Linked DNA regions of Homo sapiens: region 2 is linked to region 1. The links are chromatin loops, found by intact Hi-C in ENCODE. Cell type or tissue: GM12878. All regions are shown on one strand. Region 1 overlaps AUTS2 (activator of transcription and developmental regulator AUTS2). Region 2 overlaps AUTS2 (activator of transcription and developmental regulator AUTS2).

Evidence for each region. Hi-C counts contacts between places; a loop is a spot of excess contacts. Peaks named below come from ENCODE experiments on the same cell type or tissue, not always from the same donor. Only the 100,000 strongest peaks of a DNase experiment are listed, where the experiment ranks them.
Region 2: a loop joins it to region 1, with 8 times the contacts of the local background. A loop is called at or near these places in 2 of 110 quality-filtered maps.

The regions. Positions count from the first base shown.
Region 1 is chr7:69,801,275-69,806,274 of GRCh38, reverse strand. The region is part of intron 1 of AUTS2 (activator of transcription and developmental regulator AUTS2); the gene reads right to left. Among named protein-coding and RNA genes, the nearest start is that of AUTS2, 210 kb to the right of the region's middle. RefSeq lists an enhancer at 2,093-2,142. In GM12878, no CTCF peak of the experiment used is centred here; DNase peaks (open chromatin) are centred at 1,543 and 1,934; H3K4me3 peaks cover 965 bases; H3K27ac peaks cover 2,745 bases.
Region 2 is chr7:69,920,310-69,925,309 of GRCh38, reverse strand. All of the region lies in intron 2 of AUTS2 (activator of transcription and developmental regulator AUTS2), which reads right to left. Among named protein-coding and RNA genes, the nearest start is that of AUTS2, 320 kb to the right of the region's middle. In GM12878, no CTCF peak of the experiment used is centred here; DNase peaks (open chromatin) are centred at 2,639 and 3,079; H3K4me3 peaks cover 493 bases; H3K27ac peaks cover 2,981 bases.

The DNA.
Region 1 (5,000 bases):
TTCATATCTTCCTCTTGTCTTTCTTCTGTGGTTGTGACGCTGGTTTAAAAAAAAAAAAAAAAAAAAAAAAAAAAAAAGCCTTGGCTGGGCATGGTGGCTCCCATCTGTAATCCCACTTTGGGAGGTGGAGGTAGGAAGACCGCTTGAGACCAGCCTGGGCAACATAGCAAGACCAAGACCGTGTGTGTCTCTATCAAAAGTTACAAAATTAGCCAGGTGTGGTGTCACGTGCCTATAGTCCCAGCTACTCAGGAGGCTGAGGTGGGGGAATCGTGTGAGCCTAGGAGTTTGAGGATGTAGTTGAGCTATGAACGCGCCACTGCACTCCAGCCTGGGCAACAGAGTAAGACCCTGTCTCAAAAAACAAAAAACAAAAATTAAACTAAACAATTAAAAATAAAAAGGGACCTTGGTGTGAGATTCAGTCAGGAGAAAGAAAACTTTCTGTCACTGCTGCCTAAATACTATCATCCAATATTAACTTATTGCTCACTGGGGACATCACAATATACATCTTCATAGAGAAATAAAGGTTGGTTCTGCTTCCTACACTTGACTCAGGAAGAAAGCCTTCCTTGATACTGCATAATTTTTAGAACTCCCAGCCTCAGAAGAACTGATCTGCGTTGCTTGGTTCCTTCTGTACACAGATTTGCAAAAATATTCCATAAGAATTTGCATTTTCCCTGTCTTTTTCCTATTCTTTTTTCCTTCATATTTTCTTGTCTGCACAATTTGGTTCTTTTTTATAGTCACATTCTATTCCTGTACCATCCTACCCAGATCATTTACTTTATTCAGGATATGAAGCCTCTTTCATTCTTCATTGGAATTTTTTTCTTCTGAGCAACAAATGTAAAAAAAAGTCTGCCTCTGCGTATTATTTGTCTCCTCTTTCTGACTATCCTCCCCCATGGCAGTTTGTCTAACGTAAAAACATTTCTCACAAGGAAATTTCTGGGCAGGGGGCAGAGGTAAAGGGTGACTTCAAAAATGCCAACATTGAGCAAAGCACTTGCCACAAATGTAATGTTGGTGTATTTTAAAAGCCTTGCCATGTAACCTCACAGTATCTTTGCAGATTTATCTCCTGTTATCAAGGCTGCTACTTAAGTCAACAAGGCATTGGGCTGAGACTATAAACACTGCCACAGTGGATCATATTCACAGTCCATCCTCACATCAGCACTCTGCATCTGACAATCAACTGCACCAAATAAGAGTTTAAAGGAAGATATAACTGTCCTCTCTCATATAAAAGTTAAAATATCAACTGTTACAAGCTCAAGAGACTAAAAGGAAAGCAACGTCTGTCTGTGTAGTGATTCTTAAAGTTGGGTATAATCACAGGAGGGCTTGTTAAGACACAGATTGCTGGCTTCCTCCTCAAAGGTTTCTGATTCAGGAAGTCATGGTAGAGCCTTGGAAATCTGCATTGCAAACAAGTTCCCAGATGATGATGATATTGCTGCTTCGAAGACCACACTTTGATAACCACTATTCTGGTAAAGAAGTAAAATCCAGAGATGCTACAAATCGAGACAAGAAATGTGATAACAAAACTCAGCACGATTCTCGACAACAACTCAGGTCTGTCACCATCCATGTAACTGTGGGGTTCATGATCCTACATTTTGGCTGTCAACAGGAATAAAACTAATAGATCAGGAGAATGATAAAGCAAAGTCTGGGCTAGTAAGTATATTTAAGTCTTCATTGGAGGCACTATAGGATTAACTATCATGGCAGCTCTTTACTGACTCTTAGAAAGTAGAGACGAAGGTGACACTTCAAATCCACCCTAAACTCAGCATTTCAGAGTTGAGTCAGGAACCAAGTGAGGTAAACCTCTGACATGCTATAGGAGCCACTAATGAACTTAAATTCAACATCAAAGGTATGAGAAGTTTCACACAGTGAGGACTGAAAGCTCTGTGTGCCCACTGGGGGATACCTGCAACACTACTGTGCTTTGTGAAAATGCCATTTGAGTAAACTACAGATGTGTACGTGACCATATATGTGTGTTATGGTTTCACACCCACTCCCCCAGCAACACTCCCATCTCTTCCCTCCTGTCTTCCTCCTATCTGTCACTGCTGCTCAAATACTATCAGCCAATATTAACTTATTGCTCACCAGGGACATCACAATCTACATTTTCTTAGGGAAATAAAGGTTGATTCTGGAAATACACGTTGTTTAGTATGGTGTCAATGGAAAATGAAAAAAAATTTTCTTTGAGACAAGAGTCTCACTCTGTCACCCAGGCTAGAGTGCTGTGGTGCAAACAATGATCACTGCAGCCGCAACCACACAGGCTCAAATGATCCTCCCACCTCAGCCTCCTGAGTAGCTGGAACCACAGGTGCCTGGAACCACGCCTGGCTAATTTGTTTGTTTATTTTGTAGAGACAGTGTCTTGTCATGTTGCCCAGGCTGGTCTGAAACTCATAGAATCAAGCAATCCTCCTGCCTTGGCCTCCCAAAGTGCTGGGATTACAGGCAAAAGCCACCATGCCTGGCCTAGAAAATGAAATTTAAAGAGTTCTGAAAAATGTTAAGTCCCAAAGAGAAAAGCATGTGCCACTGTTAGAGGCCTCCCCGGGAACAGGTGGGAACAGTTGAGTTTAATTAGCTTATAGCTGGTACTGACTGTATGGGAAGGCAGGGATTTGTTTTTTGACTCCAAGTCTTCAGGTTATATTTTCTGTAACTGTTAACAACTACAAGGACTTTTTTTTTTTCCAAAGATGGTAACATTTGTATGCAAGGACTTTTATTTGGTGTTTACAGGAAACAGAGGAGAGAAACCAAGATGGTAAGGATTTCCAGCAAAGCAATCCAACATCATTATAGAGAAGCAAACCCAGTGAGTTTTGTTATATTAGTGGGCATCGGTGGCTTCTAGATGGCCCCCACTGGCACATGCACAGTCCCCAGAAAGTGACCACATGTGACAAGTGACAGCATTTATTCAAGAGTTCTCTCCAATTGGTGCACTTCAGAGCTGATCATCAAAGAGAAAGGAGTGCACGGTACATCAGCAGTCTGAACTACAGTATTCCAAGTAAAGCAATTCCTTCAGGAAGACTATGAAATGCAGGTATTTATAATTCTGCTGAGACCCCAAACTGATTATTGCCCATTGTGGGAGGAGCTAAAAACCACCCAGTCCAGTAACAACAGCTGAACTTGGGTTTGTCATTCTCTTTTATTAAGCATACACAAACTGTCATGTGGACAACGACATTTTTGAGGAAATGACCTCCAAATGAGGGGGAAAGTGTCAATGAAATTTGAAACAGCAATTAACTTATGGTGTTTCTGCCATGAACAGTCAACACACAATTCTCTGAAGAACTGTCAATATAAACAGAACCAGTATTCTGTACAAAGATCTTCGCAATGGAAGATTTAAGAATTCACAAAGAATTCATCCCTTACTAATATACTGTTCCCTTGGGCTCTCCAGCAGCATACTAAGGCCAAGTCCTAAGGAGCATTAAACCCAAAGCATAGATGGGTAATCCAGAAAAACAAAACACTGAAAAGCAAGATGTTGGTTTACTTACCCCAAAAAGTCAGGTGCTTTGACCAACAGCAATCAATGATGGTTATAGCACAGGCACTATGAGCCAGTACTCTAAGGTTCAGAAAGAACCTAAAGTTCCTCTCCAGTTGCAGAGACAAGACTGCTGCACAAATAAGCAATTACAGAAGATAACATTTCATTACCTAATGAAATGAGTTCACAGTTAGTGTTACAGGACAACAGATAAGGAAGCCATCAAGGAGACAGAAGTAGACAGAAAAGCCCTTCCGTTATCAATCAGAGTAAGTTATCAGGTCCCCATGCAGGGGACACTGTGATAAGACTGCATAAACTACTTAAGTGAGAAATACACTGTGCCCTGAAGGAAAAACAAGATCTGAGAGAGGTGGTTCCACCACAAACTAGAGCTTAGAAAATAACAAAACACAAATTCTGACCCATGAAAAGGAAAAGACAGGCTTTTTCCTTAGGGCCTTTTCCATAAAACTAAGTTGGCAAGAAGAAACATACGCTCTCCCCTTAACATACGTCTTCAGGCTAAGATTTAGTCAGGGAAACTATCCAAAGACAGGAAACATTTGCAGATTCTGATCAAACAGGCCACTGAAAGCCCAACCTGCTGGTCTGGCCAACGTAATAAACATGAGGGATGAGGAGCACATTCCAAAGAGCTATGCACACTGTCCTACCTCACTTCTCCCAAATACCCACCTGGCTTACTTCCTCACCCCCTTTTAGGTAATTACTCAAGAGTTGCCTTCTCAGTGACTCCTTTCCTGGCCACTGAATCTAAAATTGCATGCCCCACCACCACAACAGCACACATCACATCATTTCCTGGCCCCCTTTCCTCCTTCCTAGCACTTACCAGTTTCTAATACTCTAGATATTAGACGTTTCTTTATTGACATTCCCTTCCACTAAAATGCATGTTCCATTGAGTCAGAGAGATTGTTGTCTGTTTTGTTCACTGTTGTGTCTTGAGCACCTAGAAAAGTGCCTGACATATATCAAACAATCAACAAAACTGTTGAATGAATGAATAAATGAACAAATGCATGTTTGTACTGACACCTGTGGGAAGTTTTGTTTTAAGATAGTACATAATGTAGTAAACACTTCAATGGAGAGTAATGTCTTTTATTATACATACACAAACATATTTATGTATATATACACCACATATATATACCTATATATCTTATATTTATATTCATTTATATACCATATATAGGTATAAATATTTTATATATAGGTATATCTTATTTATATACATACATATATATGTATATATGGTATATCAATAAGACCATCAAGGTAGAGCTTTATTTGCAGAAAGGTTTGCCCAGTTTTAGGTCCATCAGCAGGCACATAAAATGTTTTTAATCGTATCAACTTCCATCTCCTTTCTGTTTATTTTTAATCATTCTTTCTCATAGAACCT
Region 2 (5,000 bases), 120 kb before region 1:
GAAAAATAAGCAAAGTAAAACTAAAGTAAGCAGAAAGAAGGAAATCAATGAAATATAAAACAACAGAGAAAAATCAATGAAAATAAAGCTTGTTCTTCAAGAAGATCAATAAAATTAATAAACTCCCAGTCATACTGATATGACAGAGAGAGAAGAGGGGAGGAAAGGAGGCTATCAACAGATATAGAATTGCCATAGATTCTATAGATATAAAAGGATAATGAAGGAATATTATATGAATTTTATGCCAATAAATTCAACAACTTTGATAAAATGAAAAAATTCCTTGAAAAGACATAAATTACCAAAGCTGACTCAAGAAGAAATGGATAACATAAATAGTTCAATATTTAGTAAAGAACATGAATATTTCATTTAAAACCTTTCCACAGAAAGAAAACTCTAGGCCCAGATGGATTCACTGACAAATTCTACCTATCATTTAAGAAAGAAATAACAGGCCGGGCCTGGTGGCTCATGCCTGTAATCCCAGCACTTTGGGAGGCAGAGGCAGACGGATCACCTGAGGTCAGGAGTTTGAGACCAGCCTGACCAACAGGGAGAAACCTCATCTCTACTAAAAATACAAAATTAGCTGGGCGTGGTGGCGCATGCCTATAATCCCAGCTACTCAGGAGGCTGAGGTAGGAGAATCGCTTGAACCCAGGAAGCAGAGGTTGCAGTGAGCTGAGTTTGCGCCATTGCACTTCAGCCTGGGCAACAAGAGCAAAACTCTGTCTCAAAAAAAGAAAAAAAAAAAAGAAAAGAAAGAAAGAAAGAAAAGAAAAGACAAAAGAAATAATAACAATTCTACACAAACTCTTCTAAGAAACTGAGGAAAAGGGAATATTTCCCTACCTTTCCTATGAGGCCAGCATCACTCTGATAATAAAACCAGACAAATAGATCAAAAGAAAACTACAGACCAATTTTTATTCATGAACACAGGTGTAAAAATTCTTTAAAACATTTTTAACAAATCAAATCCAACAATCTATTTAGAAGTTAATATATCATGACTAAATAGAGTTTACCAAGGAAAGCATTTTGGTTTCACATTTAAAAACCAATCAATGTATTACTATATTAATAAACAAAAAAAGAAAAATCATATGATCATCTTGATAGACAAAAAAAAGGTGTTTGACAAAATATAACATGCATTCTTGATTAAAATTCTGACAAACTTAGAATGGAACATTCTCAACCTAATAAAGGGCACTATGAAAAACGTATAGCTAAGCTCAGAATTAATGGCAAAAGATTCTGTCTTTCCCCCTAAAATCAGGAAAAGGGCAGGAGTGTCCAGTCTTGTCTCTTCTATTAAACATGATCCTGTAAGTTCCTGACAGAGAAATCAGACAAGAAAAAGACAGAGAAGATACCCAGATTAGGAGGAAAGAAATAAGCTGCTTCTATTCACTAAAAATATGATCATCCATGTAGAAAATCCAGTAAGACCTACAAAAAAAACTACTAGAACTAATAAGTGAGTTTAGCAAGGTTGCAGAATGCAAGTGAATATACAAAAATCAGTGAATTTCTACATATTGATAGTGAACTGGAAACTAAAGTTAAAAAACACCACCATTTAATACTGCATCAAAAATATGAAACACATAGGAATAAATCTGACAAAATATATGAAAGGCTTATATACTGAAAAGTACAAAATATTGCTGAAGGAAATAAGTAAGATCTAAATAGAGAGATAGACCTTGTTCGAGAGTTGAAAACTCAATATTTTAAACTGTCAATTCTCCCCAAATTGATCACACGATCAATATAATCTCAACCAACATCTTGGCCAGATTCTTTATAGAACCTGACAAGCTGATTCTAAAAGTCATACGCTAGTGAAAAGAATCTTAAAAAGCCAAAACTATGTAACATTATCTCACTTCAAAACTTACTACAAAGCAAGCTACAGTAATAAAGACAGTATAGTATAGGCATAAAGATAGACAAATAGATCAAAGGAACAGAATAGAGAGTATAGAAATAAACTCACACATACATGGACAACTGATTGTTTACAAAAGTACAAAGGCAATGCAAAGGTGGAGAATGGACAGCTTTTTCAAAAATGCCTTCAGAAAAATTGAATATCCATATGCAAAAGAAATTAACTTTAATCTATACCTCCCACCATATTCAAAACTTAAAATCAAACAGGCACAGTCTACTTCATGTCAAGTATACCTTTTGGAAAAGAAAAGGCAGAAATAAGCCAACCAGTCTTAGGGTTGATTCAGGCAAATACATAACATGGACCAACGCATACCAATCTGTGATAACTGATATTGTAACAACTGGTTAAGCACTTTAAAGCATGTTAATTTATTCTTTAAAAATACAAAAATTCACTTCATTTCTTTTTTGAACAATATCAACATCAGTTTCCCTTTACTATAAGTATAAGAAACCAACACTAGAGGAAAGGGAATGTACAGAAAATATTCAAAATGGTGTACAAAATCAACTGAGAGATAATATACTGCCTCCTCATGCTTTCAGTAACCTTTCCCACGCTATGTTAACAAGTCTGAAGTTACCCAGGCCATATGCTAATATAATGCATACACTCTATAAGTAAATGATCTTCACTAAGAAGTGTCGAAATGTGTAAGGAGAGAAGCATTCTTTCTGGTGTACAGACTAGGAAAGCAATTCACACAATCTCAAATTAAATTGAGAGTTTCTGAGTTGGCTACAACCAAAAATCACCCTGAGAAGTGAAAACAGCATGGATCACTTAAGAGCATGAAAATGTGGTTTCTCTTCTCACATTTATACTTACTGTATGTATCAATACCACATACCAGGGCCTATACAGTAAAAGTGCTAAGAAAGCAGCGAAGCTTAAGCCATTTCTAAAGTCTTAGAAGAGGCTTTGGTGAAGTCAATCTCGTGCTACCTGTTTTAGCAGATAAAACAACATCTTCCTTAAAAACAGTCAAAGAAAGGATCAGCTTATGCTAGGTGAGTAATAATGCCAACAGTTTATTGCCCCAATAAACCTCTTAAGGAGTAGAAAAAGGACAGCGCTAGTTGGTAGTAAGTTTATATGTAACCACATACCTGGCTTAGCCTTTCACAGACTGCGTGCATGAAATCAAAAAGCCAAAGATGATGCAATTTGATGTGTGAGAATTTTACAAATGCAAAGTAGCCTACTGAGTGCAGCTCAAATATCCCTGAGACTAGTCAACATTTACTAATTTTTTTTTCTTTTTTCTTTTTTTGAGACAGAGTTTCACTCTTGTTGCCCAGGCTGGAGTGCAATGGCGTGATCTCGGCTCACTGCAACCTCTGCCTCCCAGGTTCAAGAGATTCTCCTGCCTCAGCCTCCCAAGCAGCTGGGATTACAGGCATGTGCCACCATGCCCACTAATTTTGTATTTTTAGTAGAGACGGGGTTTCTCCATAATGGTCAGGCTGGTCTCAAACTCCTGCCCTCAGGTGATCTGCCTGCCTCAGCCTCCCAAAATGCTGGGATTACAGGCATGACCTACCATGCCCGGCCTTTTTTTTTTTTTTTTTTTTTAAAGACAGAGTCTCGCTCTGTTGCACAGGCTACAGTGCAGTGGTGTGATCTCGGCTCACTGCCTCCTGGGTTCAAGCAATTCTCCTGCCTAGGCCTCCCAAGTAGCTGGGATTATAGGCACACACCACCAAGCCTGGCTAATTTTTGTATTTTTTAGTAGAGATGGGGAGTTTTACCATGTTGGCCAGGCTGGTCTCAAACTTCTGACCTCAGGTGATCTGCCTGCCTCTGCCTCTCAAAGTGCTGGAATTACAGGCGTGAGCCACCATGCTCGGCCAACGTTTACTAATCTTAATAGCATCTGTGAGATCCAGAATGGTTTTCATAAATGTCTGGTTTTCTCCTTCTATTTCCCACCGTGATGTTTTTTGTTTCTTTTAACTTTTCTACTTTTCCTAGTTATTACGGTTAAAAAAAAAAAAAAAAAAAAAAAAACTTCAAGTCTAAATACTAAAACCAGAAGACATACATTTCTTCAGACAATCTCAATGCATCCTGCTTTGGAAATTTTGTCCTTCATTTCAGGAAGAAATTTTTATAATTCACACAACTTCCTTAGTCAATCCAACAAGAAAGTCAGGAAAAACACATAGGCATTTATTTTGATTAGGAAAAATTCTCACATTAACAATAAGAAAACAAACCACACAACTCGCCATCTCTGATGCCAAAGCCAGAGGCAGACCTTCATGGTGGCAGCTCATAAATTCTAGCCCAAGATCACAAATACAGCTGTAAGGAAACCCTCCCAAGAAAAACACATGGCATTATAAAAACCACGAGGGAGATTAGTGAAAAATTAAGCACGTATCATTCACCAACTTTTCCAAGAGTATTTTTTTACAGTTTATTTACTTTAAACTGTCCCAAAGTAATTAACCCAGAGGTGAAGCCCTGGAAAATAGGGACCATCTCTTATATTCCTCTGACATCTCTCAGGTTTGAAACACAGAGAATGCATGTAAAACATGTACTGAATAAAGAGAGCTACCTGGAAGAGGGCAAGGAGTCCTACACAAGAACCATTTCACGCCAGTGTTGAACAGTCTAGGAAGAAAATACTGTATCTTATCAATTTCATTCAGTCTACATAAATAGGGTATAGGGAAGGATTTTCCAAAGCCAGAAGAATCAACATATATGCCTCACAATTTACTTACTGAAAAACTGAAAAGCAGGCCAGGTACAGTGGCTTACACCTGTAATCCAAGCACTTTGGGAGGCCATGGCAGGTAGATTCTCTGAGCTCAGGAGTTTGAGACAAGCCTGGGAAACATGGAAAAACCCTGCCTCCCCCGAAAATACAAAAACAGCCGGGCATGGTGGTGCATACCTGTAGTACCAGCTGCTTAGGGGACTGAAACGGGAGGATTGCTTGAGCCAGGAGGTTCAGACTGCAGTGAGATTGTACCACTGCACTTCAACCTGAGTGACAAAGCAAGACCCCCTCTCT